Linked DNA regions of Homo sapiens: region 1 is linked to region 2. Evidence: chromatin contacts called from ENCODE Hi-C or POLR2A ChIA-PET data. All regions are on one chromosome and are shown on one strand. Each heading gives the region's core, a stretch centred on a gene start or an enhancer-like site at or near the end of the contact. The rest is flanking DNA. Distances are from core to core; before and after follow the strand shown. Region 1 overlaps DNM2 (dynamin 2). Region 2 holds the start of KEAP1 (kelch like ECH associated protein 1).

Region 1 (5,062 bases), core at 973-3,472, 260 kb before region 2:
TGTGGCAAAGACAGCACCAGGGGCAGTGGGCGCCATCGTTCCCCCAGCACACACAGGCAGGAGCCCAGAGAGGGCAAGCTACTCTCTCAAGTCACACAGCATCCCCACCTCCTGCAGATCTCTCTCCCCACAGCAGCTGCTCCACCCAGCCCCCTCCTCCCCTGCCTTCGTTTCCCCATAACACTTACTACCATCTGACAAAGGGTGAGAAGAAATCTAATATAGAGAGCTTTACCTTGAATGTCCATGCCACCAGGGAAGGGACGCCCATCTGCCTTGGTCATTGCTGTGTCCCCAAGGGCACACTCACGCATGTTAGGTGAGAAATGGAGGTTCTGCCTGCCCGGCTGCCACAGGCTTCCCCAGCAAGCTGAATCTAGGTGTCTGAGCTGCAAAAGGTTCCCCCGGAACCTCAGGCCATTCCCCAACGCAAGGACCAGGAAACGGGCCCAGGAAGGACCACCTGCCCCACCCAAGTCCGCCCAGTCAGGGGCAGACACGAGATGGGGCTGGAACCAGGCAGCCAGACTCACATGCCAGACTTTGGAGCACGGCACCTTCCCCGGTTGTCACATGCAGGCTGGGAACCAACAGGGGATCAGAGAAGACAGGGGCTGTTTTTTTTTGTTGTTGTTGTTTTTTTTGAGACGAAGTCTCGCTCTGTCACCCAGGCTGGAGTGTAGTAGTGCAATCTCGGCTCACTGCAAACTCTGCCTCCTGGGTTCATGCCATTCTCCTACCTTAGCCTCCTAAGTAGCTGGGACGACAGGCGCCCGCCACCACGCCCAGCTAATTTTTTTGTATTTTTAGTGGAGACATGGTTTCACCGTGTTAGCCAGGATGATCGCGATCTCCTGACCTCGTGATCTACCCGCCTCGGCCTCCCAAAGTGCTGGGATTACAGGTGTGAGCCACCGCGCCCGGCCAGCAGGGGCTGTTCTTTGTGATCTCTCCTCCAAGATCCTTCTGCTGTCGGCCAACCCCTCCATGTGGGCGAAGGATATGGACAGCAGGTGCCAGAAAACCGTTTCTTCCCTAGTGGGTCAGTGAGCAACAGAACCACACCAGAGAAAAAGGCCCAGGCACCGACCAGGTCTGCCGCAGCTGCCTGCCTTTCTTCACAGGGCTCCCTGGCATGGTGAAAGTAAATGCTGAATGCCAGGTCAACAGAGGTTTTTTGTTTGTTTGTTTTGAGACTGAGTCTTGCTCTGTCACCCAGGCTGGAGTGCAGTAGTGAAATCTCGGCTCACTGCAACCTCTGCCTCCCCGGTTCAAGCTATTCTCATACTTCGGCCTCCCAAGTAACTGGGATTATAGGCGCATGCCACCACGCCTGGCTAATTTGTATATTTTTAGTAAAGATGAGGTTTCACCATGTTAGCCAGGCTGGTCTCGAACTCCAGACCTCAGGTGATCCGCCCACCTCGGCCTCCCAAAGTGCTGGGATTACAGGCATGAGCCATCATGCCCAGCCCAATAGAGGTTTAAAAGCTTCCACCAGGCCGAGAGCAGTGGCCCATGCCTGTAACTCCAGCACTTTGGGAGGCTGAAGTGGGAGAATCATTGGAGGCCAGCCTGGGCAACATAGCAAGATCCTACATGTACAAAAAAATTAAAAATTAGCTGGGCGTGGTGGCGCAAGCCTGTAGTTCCAGCTACACGGGTGGCTGAGGTGGGAGGACTGCTTGAGCCTGGGAGGTTGAAGCTGCAGTGAGCTGTGATCACGCCACTGCACTCCAGCCTGGATGACAAGGGGAGGCCAGAGACCCTGTCTCAAAACAATGACAAAAAGAGAAATAGAGTGGAGGGCCTAGCCTGGGCCTCTGGAACGCTGCATGCGCTCAAGTGCTGGAGATGAGATGATTTTTTTTTTTTTTTTAACAATCCACTGGCCCAAAGAATCAGCCAGAGGCCTTAACACTGAGTTCCCTGTCAACTTGTCCACAGCAGCAGCAGCCGAGGCCCAGCCAACAAGCCACTGAGCCACCCCTGGCTCTGCCTGTCCCGGTCCCTGCCATCAAGCTGCACCCCACAGCCACCCTCTGCAGACAGGCATTTCCAGATACCAAAGCCAGTTCCTGTAATTCCTCGGCAAACTGCAAAGCATTTTGATAGCTCCACACACACCCCCACTGTCACCCGGCACCCTGAGCCAGGAGGGCTCCCTGGGAGGAGGGTCAGCCCGGGCCCCCTCAGAGAGGTTCGCAGCTGGCATGTGATCAGGCCCTGGGGACTCTGAGGGACCCAGCCTGGCACACAGCAGGAGTAAAGGATTAATCTGGGCAGTCATCCAGCAATCACGCTGCCAAGGCCAGGGAGTCAGCCGTCCTCGCCCACCACAGGGCCTCCTAACTGTGGGCCCACTGGTTGTACTTGCGGGTTTTTCCAGAGAGAGGTTCTGCCTCCCTCCCAAGCCTGTGTCCCCTACTGAAGCTGGAGCTCTGAGAGAGCAGAGACTTGGTGTGATCACAGTTCCCCCTAGCATCTCGTATACAGCAGCTGCTTAATTAAAATCCATGAAAAAAGAATCTGTGCTCTAACCTAGGAGGACATCACTCCCAGGAACCCCCAACTGGGGCCCCACTGTGCTAAACAGTCAATCCCCTGCACCTCAGGCCCTTTGAGGTGTCCCCAGAAGGGAGCCACAGGTGCAAGCTGCCACCTTCTCAGGGTCAGGGGGCCTGGGACATGAAGAAGCAGCCCCTTGCCAGAGGCCACAGTCACCTCTGGCCTGGAGACCCTGGAGGTCTTCGGAGCCTCCTGTTTCAAAGGAGCTTGTGGAGCCCCAGAGTGACCGAAGGCCCTTGGTCAGAGAATGGCCCTCCCTATCTTCAAAGCACACTGGTCACGTGCCCGCTGGCACTACTTAAGAATTTTGAAATGCCCAGGTCCTGCTGGGAAGACCTGCCTTCAGCCCAACAGAAAAGACAGCAGGGTTTGGGGAGGTGAGGAGAGGGAGAGAGGGAGGAGAGTTTTCGGGGTGCCTCGTGGTTTCACAGCCTAGCGACACCCAGCTCCGGGTTCCTACCCTTCTCTCAGCACCTCAGTTTCCCCAAAATGCAATGACACAGAACCCAGTGCCGGGGCTCCCATATGACTGCGATCAAATCCCATCAGGAGCACAAACACGGCTCAGCTGTTAGTCTCAGGGAACCCTCAGGGGCTGGGCTAGGGTCCCAGTGCTTTGCACACTGGGGCTCTGCCCTGGATCTTCTCACCGTTCCCCCAGCAAAGAACACAATGACGAGGCTGGCCCTGAAGGCAAGGAGAGGAGATCTGCCTTTCCCAAACCTGCTGTTGGCAGGCAGGACCAGGGGGAACAACTTGGGGATCTGCCACCATCAGGAGACCCTAGCTACCACGCCAGCAGGCAGGATCCACTCATGCAGGACTTTTGAGAGCCTTCAGCAGACCAAGAAGTGGGCACAGCACACAACACTTCCCATGCCCATTTAGCCCTTGAGTTCTCTCTAATCCGAGGCAATACGCAAATATCTCCCAGTCCAGGACAAATTGCCACTGGGAAGGTGTCAGCCTGGGCAGGCATCCCAGCCAGCCCACAGCCTGACGCACGCCAGCTTGGTCTGCTCTCTAGATACAAGGCTGCAGATGGAATGGCAGAGTGATGGACCAGGCTCACCAGGGGAAGATGCTTGGTAAAGTAACCCCCATCACTTCCCGCCCAGTAGGCAAGAAGGGGCACAGCACCAGCCCTTTGAGCTCGTTCACTCGGCCGTGCATGCGGAGCACCTGCTCGGCGCCAGGCCCTGTGCTGGGCAGAGCCGATCTGCATGCCTGTTCTCGTGTGCTGGCGCAGAGAGAGTCCATTAAGAAAAAACAGGCCGGGCGTGGTGGCTCACGCCTGTAATCCCAGCACTTTGGGAGGCCGAGGTGGGCGGATCACGAGGTCAGGAGATCGAGACCATCCTGGCTAACACGGTGAAACCCCGTCTCTACTAAGCATACAAAAAAATTAGCCGGGCGAGGTGGCGGGCGCCTGTAGTCCCAGCTACGCCGGAGGCTGAGACAGGAGCATGGTGTGAACCCGGGAGGCGGAGCTTGCAGTGAGCTGAGATGGCGCCACTGCACTCCAGCCTGGGCGACAGCGAGACTCCATCTCAAAAAAAAAAAAAAAAGAAAAAGAAAAAACAAGAACAGGATAACTCGTGCTGCCGGGGACCGGGGAACGAAGGCGGCAAGTGACCAGGTGCGGGTGAGCAGCAGACAGTGGCAGGTAGGGAACAGGGCGTTCCAGGCAGGCAGCACAGTGAGCACAGAGGCCAAGCAGTGGGAACCAGCAAGCTGGGCCTGAGAATCAGGAGGGAGATGGATGGGGGCAGTGGCTGGGGACCAGGAGGAGGTGAGGTCCCAGAGACTGGCAAGGGCCACAAGGCCTTGAGAAGGAGGCTCGATTTGATTCTGAGGCCAATGGGAAGCCCTGGAGCCAGGTCCTGACATCTCTTCCTTGGTTCCGGTGAGCACACCAAAGGCCAGTTCAAGGCCAAGGGCGGTGGGGAGGGGTGGTTCACAGGGCCTCACTGTGCACATTCCACACAGGAACAGTCCCAGGCACTCAGAGTTTACGGGGCTGCTTCCCAGTGAGGGCAGGGTTCACTCATGGGCCACCAAACTTCCTGGTGGTTATGGTCTTAGGTAATGTTTAAACTTCTATGGCTGGAAGTTATGGTTCACTGGGGATGGCTGGAATGAGGGCAAGCTGCGGGAACCAGAGGGGAACGTGGGCTGCGCCCTGGGGGCCCTGTCTTTGGACATCAGACCCCACAGGAAGAGACAGCATACCACAGCCAATGGGGTGCCATGGCCACGATGGCAGCGCCACCATCACCCCCATTTTACAGATGAAGCTACCAAGGCACAGAGAGGGAAGTCACTTTAACAAGTCCCGGGCCAGTAAAGGGTGGCAGCCTGGTTCTGAGTTTGGTCACAGAGAGCCAGCTGCCAATCCCTAGGAGCCACGTGGTCTGGTGTATACCCCACAAGGCCCCGCCGGCCCCAGCAATCACTGATGCCCGCAATGTGTTCATTTTCCTCTCCTCTTAGT
Region 2 (5,420 bases), core at 1,707-4,206:
ACTTGGGAGGCTGAGGTAGAAGAATCGCTTGAACCCGGGATGCAGAGGTTGCAGCAAGCCAAGATCACACCACTGCACACCAACCCGGGTGACAGTGCGAGACTCCGTCTCAAAAATAAATAAATAAATAAATAAATAAATAAATGAAAATCGAAAAAGAAAAAGAGAAAAGAAAAAATAGAAGATCTAGGTACATATCCATACAGTAAATGTACTGCTCCTTTTAACTGGCTGCATAGTATTTCTTAGCAAGGATGTGCCACCACTGATTAAGCCAGGGCTCTACAGAGGGACATGTGAATGGGATCCAGTCCTTTTGCCATGATATGCATTATAATGCAATGAATGTGTGCACATGCTTCCTCCTGTATGTGTGCGAGTGCACCTTGGATAAATCTCTACAAGCACCTGGCTCACTGGACCTGTAGGTTTGATTTTGAGAGATATTAGAGAGGTTGTTTTCTGCAACGTGCCAGGAAGGCGCTGGTTACAACCTCGGCCACTCAGCGTGTTCACGGACTATCTAGGCCGCCCCCCTGAGGAGCTGTCTGGAACTGCATCTACACGCAACAAGGATTTGGGGTAGCGGGGTAACTCCAACGTAGCCCTACACGTGATTCCTTCCAGACCCTGAGCCAGGACGTTCAATCTTTCAAATTCACCCTGGAGGCTCCAGGGGCCTAGAGTTTCCATTTATTATTCACTTACATGGCGAAATCCCATCTATCTTTTTTTTTTTTCTTTTCCTTTCGAGACGTAGTCTCGCGCTGTTGCTCAGGCTGGAGTGCAATGGCAGGATTTCGGCTCACTGCAACCTTCACTTACCCACCACCACACCCGGTTAATTTTTTGTATTTAGTAGAGACGGCGGTCTCACCATATTGGTCAGGCCGGTCTCGAACTCCTAACCTCAGGTGATCCACCCGTCTTGGCCTACCAAAGTGCTAGGATTACAAGCATGAGCCACTGCGCCTGGCCTCTCTATCTTTTAAAAATAATTATAATTTGGATGAAATTTAGATGAATTCTTTTTTTTTCTTTTTTTTTTTTTTTTTTTGAGACAGAGTCTCACTCTGTTGCACAGGCTGGAGTGTGGTGGCGCGATCTCTGCTCACTGCAACCTCTGCCTCCCGGGTTCAAGCAATTCTCTGCCTCAGCCTCCCGAGTAGCTGGGGATTACAGGCGCCCGCCACCACGCCCGGTTAATTTTTGTATTTTTAGTAGAGATGGGGGTTTCACCATGTTGGCCAGGCTGGTCTTGAACTCCTGATCTCGTGATCCACCCACCTCGGCTCCCAAAGTGCTGGGATTACAGATGTGAGCCACCGCACCCAGCCTAGATGAATTCTTTAAAATAAACTTACATACATTTATTTAAAAGTTAACGTTACATGATAAACGGTGTGCATGACAAATCAGTATCCCCAGTCATGAAAAATAGCAATGGTTTCTGTCTCTTGGGAGCCAGCATTCGCATTTAATATTTTTATTTTTTATTTACTTATTTATTTTTTTGAGTCAGAGCCTCGCTCTGTGGCGCAGGCTGGAGTGCAGTGCGGTGATCTTGGCTCACTGCACGCTCCGCCTCCCGGGTTCACGCCATTCTCCTGCCTCAGCCTCCTGTGTACCTGGGACTACAGGCGCCCGCCACCACGCCCGGCTAATTTTTTGTATTTTTAGTAGAGACGGGGTTTTATCATGTTAGCCAGGATGGTCTCGATCTCCCGACCTCGTGATCCGCCTGCCTCGGCCTCCCAAAATGCTGGGATTACAGGTGTGAGTCACCGCGCCCGGCCCCGCATTTAGTCTTAATGATAATCTGGTAGGTAGGTGCTATTATATTATTACTTTTTATAGAGAGGAAACTGAACCATAGAGAACTAAGTAAGCGCCCACGGGCACTGAGCTGGTAAGAGGCAGATCCAGGGTTTGAACCCCCCAAAGACGGGTGCCACACGCCTCTTGATAGGAAGTAAATCAAAAATAAAGACAAGGAAGGCCGGGCGCGGTGGCTCACGCCTGTAATCCCAACACTTTGGGAGGCCGAGGCGGGCGGATCATGAGGTCAGGGGTTTGAGACCATCCTGGCCAACATGGTGAAACCCCATCTGTACTAAAAATACAAAAAATTAGCTGGGTATGATGGCGGGCGCCTGTAATCCCAGCTACTCGGGAGGCTGAGGCAGAATTTTTTGAACCCGGGAGGCGGAGGTTGCAGTGAGCCAAGATCGAGCTACTGCACTCCAGCCCAGGTGACAGTGAGAGACTCTGTCTCAATTAAAAAAAAAAAAAAAAAAAAAAGACAAGGAAAACCTGAGGCCTGGGCACAGCGCCTCACACCTATAATCCCAGAACTTTGGGAGGCCAATGGAGTCAGGATCTCTTAAACCCAGGTGTTCAAGACCAGCCTGGGCAACATTGCGAGACCCCATCTCTACAGAAAAACAAACAAACAAACAAAAACTAAAAATTAGCCGGGTGTGGTGGCGCCTGTCTGTGGTCCCAGCTACTCAGGAGGCTGAGGTGGGAGGATCGCTTGAGGCCAGGAGCTCAAGGCTGCAGTGAGCCGCGATTGCGCCACTGCACTCCAGCCTGGGCGTGCAGATCAGAGCGAGACCTTGTCTCTAAAGGAAAAAAAAAAAGAAAGAAAGAAAGAAAAGAAAAGAAAAGAAAACCTAGCGAGGTAGATAATTTTCCCTAGATCCTGCGGCCGCCGGACCACGAGGCCGGCGCTGTGCGTTGTTAAAAGGAGAATAGCAGATGGTGGCGCGCAGCCCCGCGAGGAGACATCCAGCAACGAAATCGGGAGATGGAAGGGACAGTGAGAAGGGGGGCCTGGCTGTGCGCCCCCGCCCGATGCCCCACTCCTCGCCGACGGGCGCCGGGCACCTGCGGGAAGGGCGGGAGAATCGCCGCTCCTTTCCCGCCGCGCCCTTTCCGCCCTCTCCCCGCCTCCTTTTCGGGCGTCCCGAGGCCGCTCCCCAACCGACAACCAAGACCCCGCAGGCCACGCAGCCCTGGAGCCGAGGCCCCCCGACGGCGGAGGCGCCCGCGGGTCCCCTACAGCCAAGGTAAGGCAGGAATCTCCTGGACTGGGTCGCGGTCCCCCGGCTTCCCGGAAGCGCAGTGCGCGGGTGGCATCACTGTGCCCGGAGCCCCTGCGCGCCCCGGCCATCCCCACCCCGAGGGACCCCCTACGGAGGCGACCTGGGGGCTGAGGTGAGCGCTTGGGCAGCAGCGACGGGGAGGGGTGTCCACCCCACCCCTGGTGCGGGCCGGGGCGCGCAGGCCTGGAACTCGGGGTTCAGACTCCCCGCGACTCGGACCACGCGGCTAAGCGCGCTCAGGGTCGCGTGCCCCCGCCCCGCCGCCATGCTGGGCGCCGTGGTGGCCGCGCAGCTGGGCGACAGCAGGCGTGGGCGGGGGTGGGGAGCGGCCCCTCAGCGGTCCCTACCGCCTGAGGCCAGGGCCCGGGGACTTTTATTGTGACACGGCGGGCGCCCGGCTCTGCTTAGTCATGGTGACCTGCGCGCGCTCCGCGCCTCCCCCACGCGCAGCGATGGAGGCGCCGGGGCTCGGGCGGTGGAGGCGGAGCCGGAGCGCGGCCATGGCGGGGTGAGTGAGGCGGGATGTGCCCGGGCTGCGGGCATCGCGGGCCGCGAGCGCCCCTGCGGCCGTGCCCGGAGACCAGGAAAACGGGCGCCACGGCCCAGGGCGCCTCCGAGTTCCCCGCCAGGACTCGGAGGGCCAGGAGGGCGCGACCTGGGTGGATATTTTTGTTGGACGGCGCAACTCTTGGGGTGGCCCGGGAGCGGCGGAAACCGAGCGAGAGAACCAGGAGGCGCTGCGCAGAAGGAGGCCCGGGGGCTCCGAGGCGTTGAGGGGCTCGATCTGCGTTCTGGGGTTGGCAGCCGAGAGGCCGCGGTGGGGTCACTTCCTCGCCTCACTGGGCCTGGTGGAGGCTCAGGAGGGGCATGCGCAGTCGCCCACTTGCCGCTTTGTAGGGTGGGGGAAGTGCCCGGTGCCCAAGGGGCATTGTTGACCGATTGGCCAAAGACCAAGAGGCAAACCCAGGGCCTTGGCACCAGAGTGGGGGCCGAGTGGCACCCAGGGAGGGTGGAGGAGGCCGCTCTGGCAGGCACGGTGGCAGGGCAGTTAGCCAACCACCCGTTTATTGACCCCTGCGCAGTGCCAGGCCCCAGGCGAGAGGCACAGGAGAGGGTTGGCCCGACGCCGACCTACATAGGTCTCCCTGCCATTTGAGGCGCTGGGGCCGGGGACGAGAGACAGTCGATCAACAGACAAGCAAAGGAGGTCATTTCAGTTCCTGACAAGCGCAGTGATGACAATAAAACAGGGAAGAGGAGACTTTGAGTTGAGTCCCAGAAAGAGGGGAGTGAGAACTTGCAGATCCACTTGTGGGGAGCCACTTGGAGATCCCCCACTCCTTTTGAAACGTAACTCACGTCTGGGCACAGCAGCCTATGCCTGTAATCCCAGCATTTTGGGAGGTCGAGGAGGGGGATCACTTGAGGCCAGGAGGTTGAGACCACCCTGGCCAACATGGTGAAATCCCATCTCTACTAAAAATACAAAAAATTAGCCCATCGTGGTGGCTGGTGCCTGTAATCCCAGCTACTCAGGAGGCCGAAGTATGAGAATATCTTTTTTTTGTTTTATTTGAGATGGAGTCTTGTTCTGTCACCCAGGCTGGAATGCAGTGGTGCGATCTCGGCTCACTGCAAGCTCTGCTTCCTGGGTTCACGCCTTTCTCCCGCCTCAGCCTCCCATGTAGCTGGGACTACAGGCGCCCGCCGCCACACCCGGCTAATTTTTTTGTATTTTTAGTAGAGATGGGGTTTCACCATGTTAGCCAGGATGGTCTCGATCTTCTGACCTTGTGATCCGCCTGCCTCGGCCTCCCAAAGTGCTGGGATTACAGGCGTGAGCCACCACGCCCGGTCGAGAATATCTTGAACTCGGGAGGCAGAGGTTGCAGTGAGCCAAGATCGCACCACTGTACTCCAGCCTGGGCAACAGAGCGAGACTCTGTCTCGAAAAACAAAACACAAAACACATAACTCATCTCCTGGCCCTCCAGGATCCAGGGGTTTCCATGAAACCCTTCCTTAAGTCCTTAGCTCTCACTGCACTCCTTCCCAATTCTCCAGATTGACTGTCTCAGCCTCTGAGCCACTGCACTTACTGTTTCCTCTGCCTGGAAAACTACTCCCCAGCCTCCCACTTTATAATAATTTTCATCCTTGTCTCAGCTCCAACCTCACCTTCTCAAAGAGGCTTGGTCTGCCAGATTTTAAAAAACTGCACCCCGGGTCAGGCATGGTGGCTTACGCCTGTAATCCCAGCACTTCGGGATGCCAAGGCGGGCGGCTCACTTGAGGTCAGGAGTTTGAGACCAG

Evidence for each region. Hi-C counts contacts between places; a loop is a spot of excess contacts on that map. ChIA-PET counts read pairs that join two places held with the same protein, here RNA polymerase II (POLR2A). Pooled maps may share reads with other maps.
Region 1: a loop to region 2 is called in a pooled map of heart left ventricle, with 2.3 times the contacts of the local background. The contact joins the enhancer-like site here to the promoter of KEAP1 in region 2. A Hi-C loop is called at or near these places in 5 of 50 pooled maps. POLR2A ChIA-PET finds 5 or more read pairs at or near these places in 7 of 52 experiments (H1, HEK293T, T-cell and 4 more).

What each region holds. Positions count from the first base shown.
Region 1 is chr19:10,764,036-10,769,097 of GRCh38, reverse strand. All of the region lies in intron 2 of DNM2 (dynamin 2), which reads right to left. Among named protein-coding and RNA genes, the nearest start is that of MIR4748, 14 kb to the left of the region's middle. Within about 2 kb of position 2,222, at least 21 of the 41 ENCODE cell types and tissues checked have a DNase peak (open chromatin) inside an H3K27ac peak, as active enhancers do.
Region 2 is chr19:10,500,892-10,506,311 of GRCh38, reverse strand. It overlaps KEAP1 (kelch like ECH associated protein 1), which reads left to right and starts at 2,956. Exons shown (of 6, transcript NM_203500.2): 1 at 2,956-3,071. RefSeq lists silencers at 2,941-3,560, 3,571-3,850 and enhancers at 3,689-4,244, 4,221-4,470.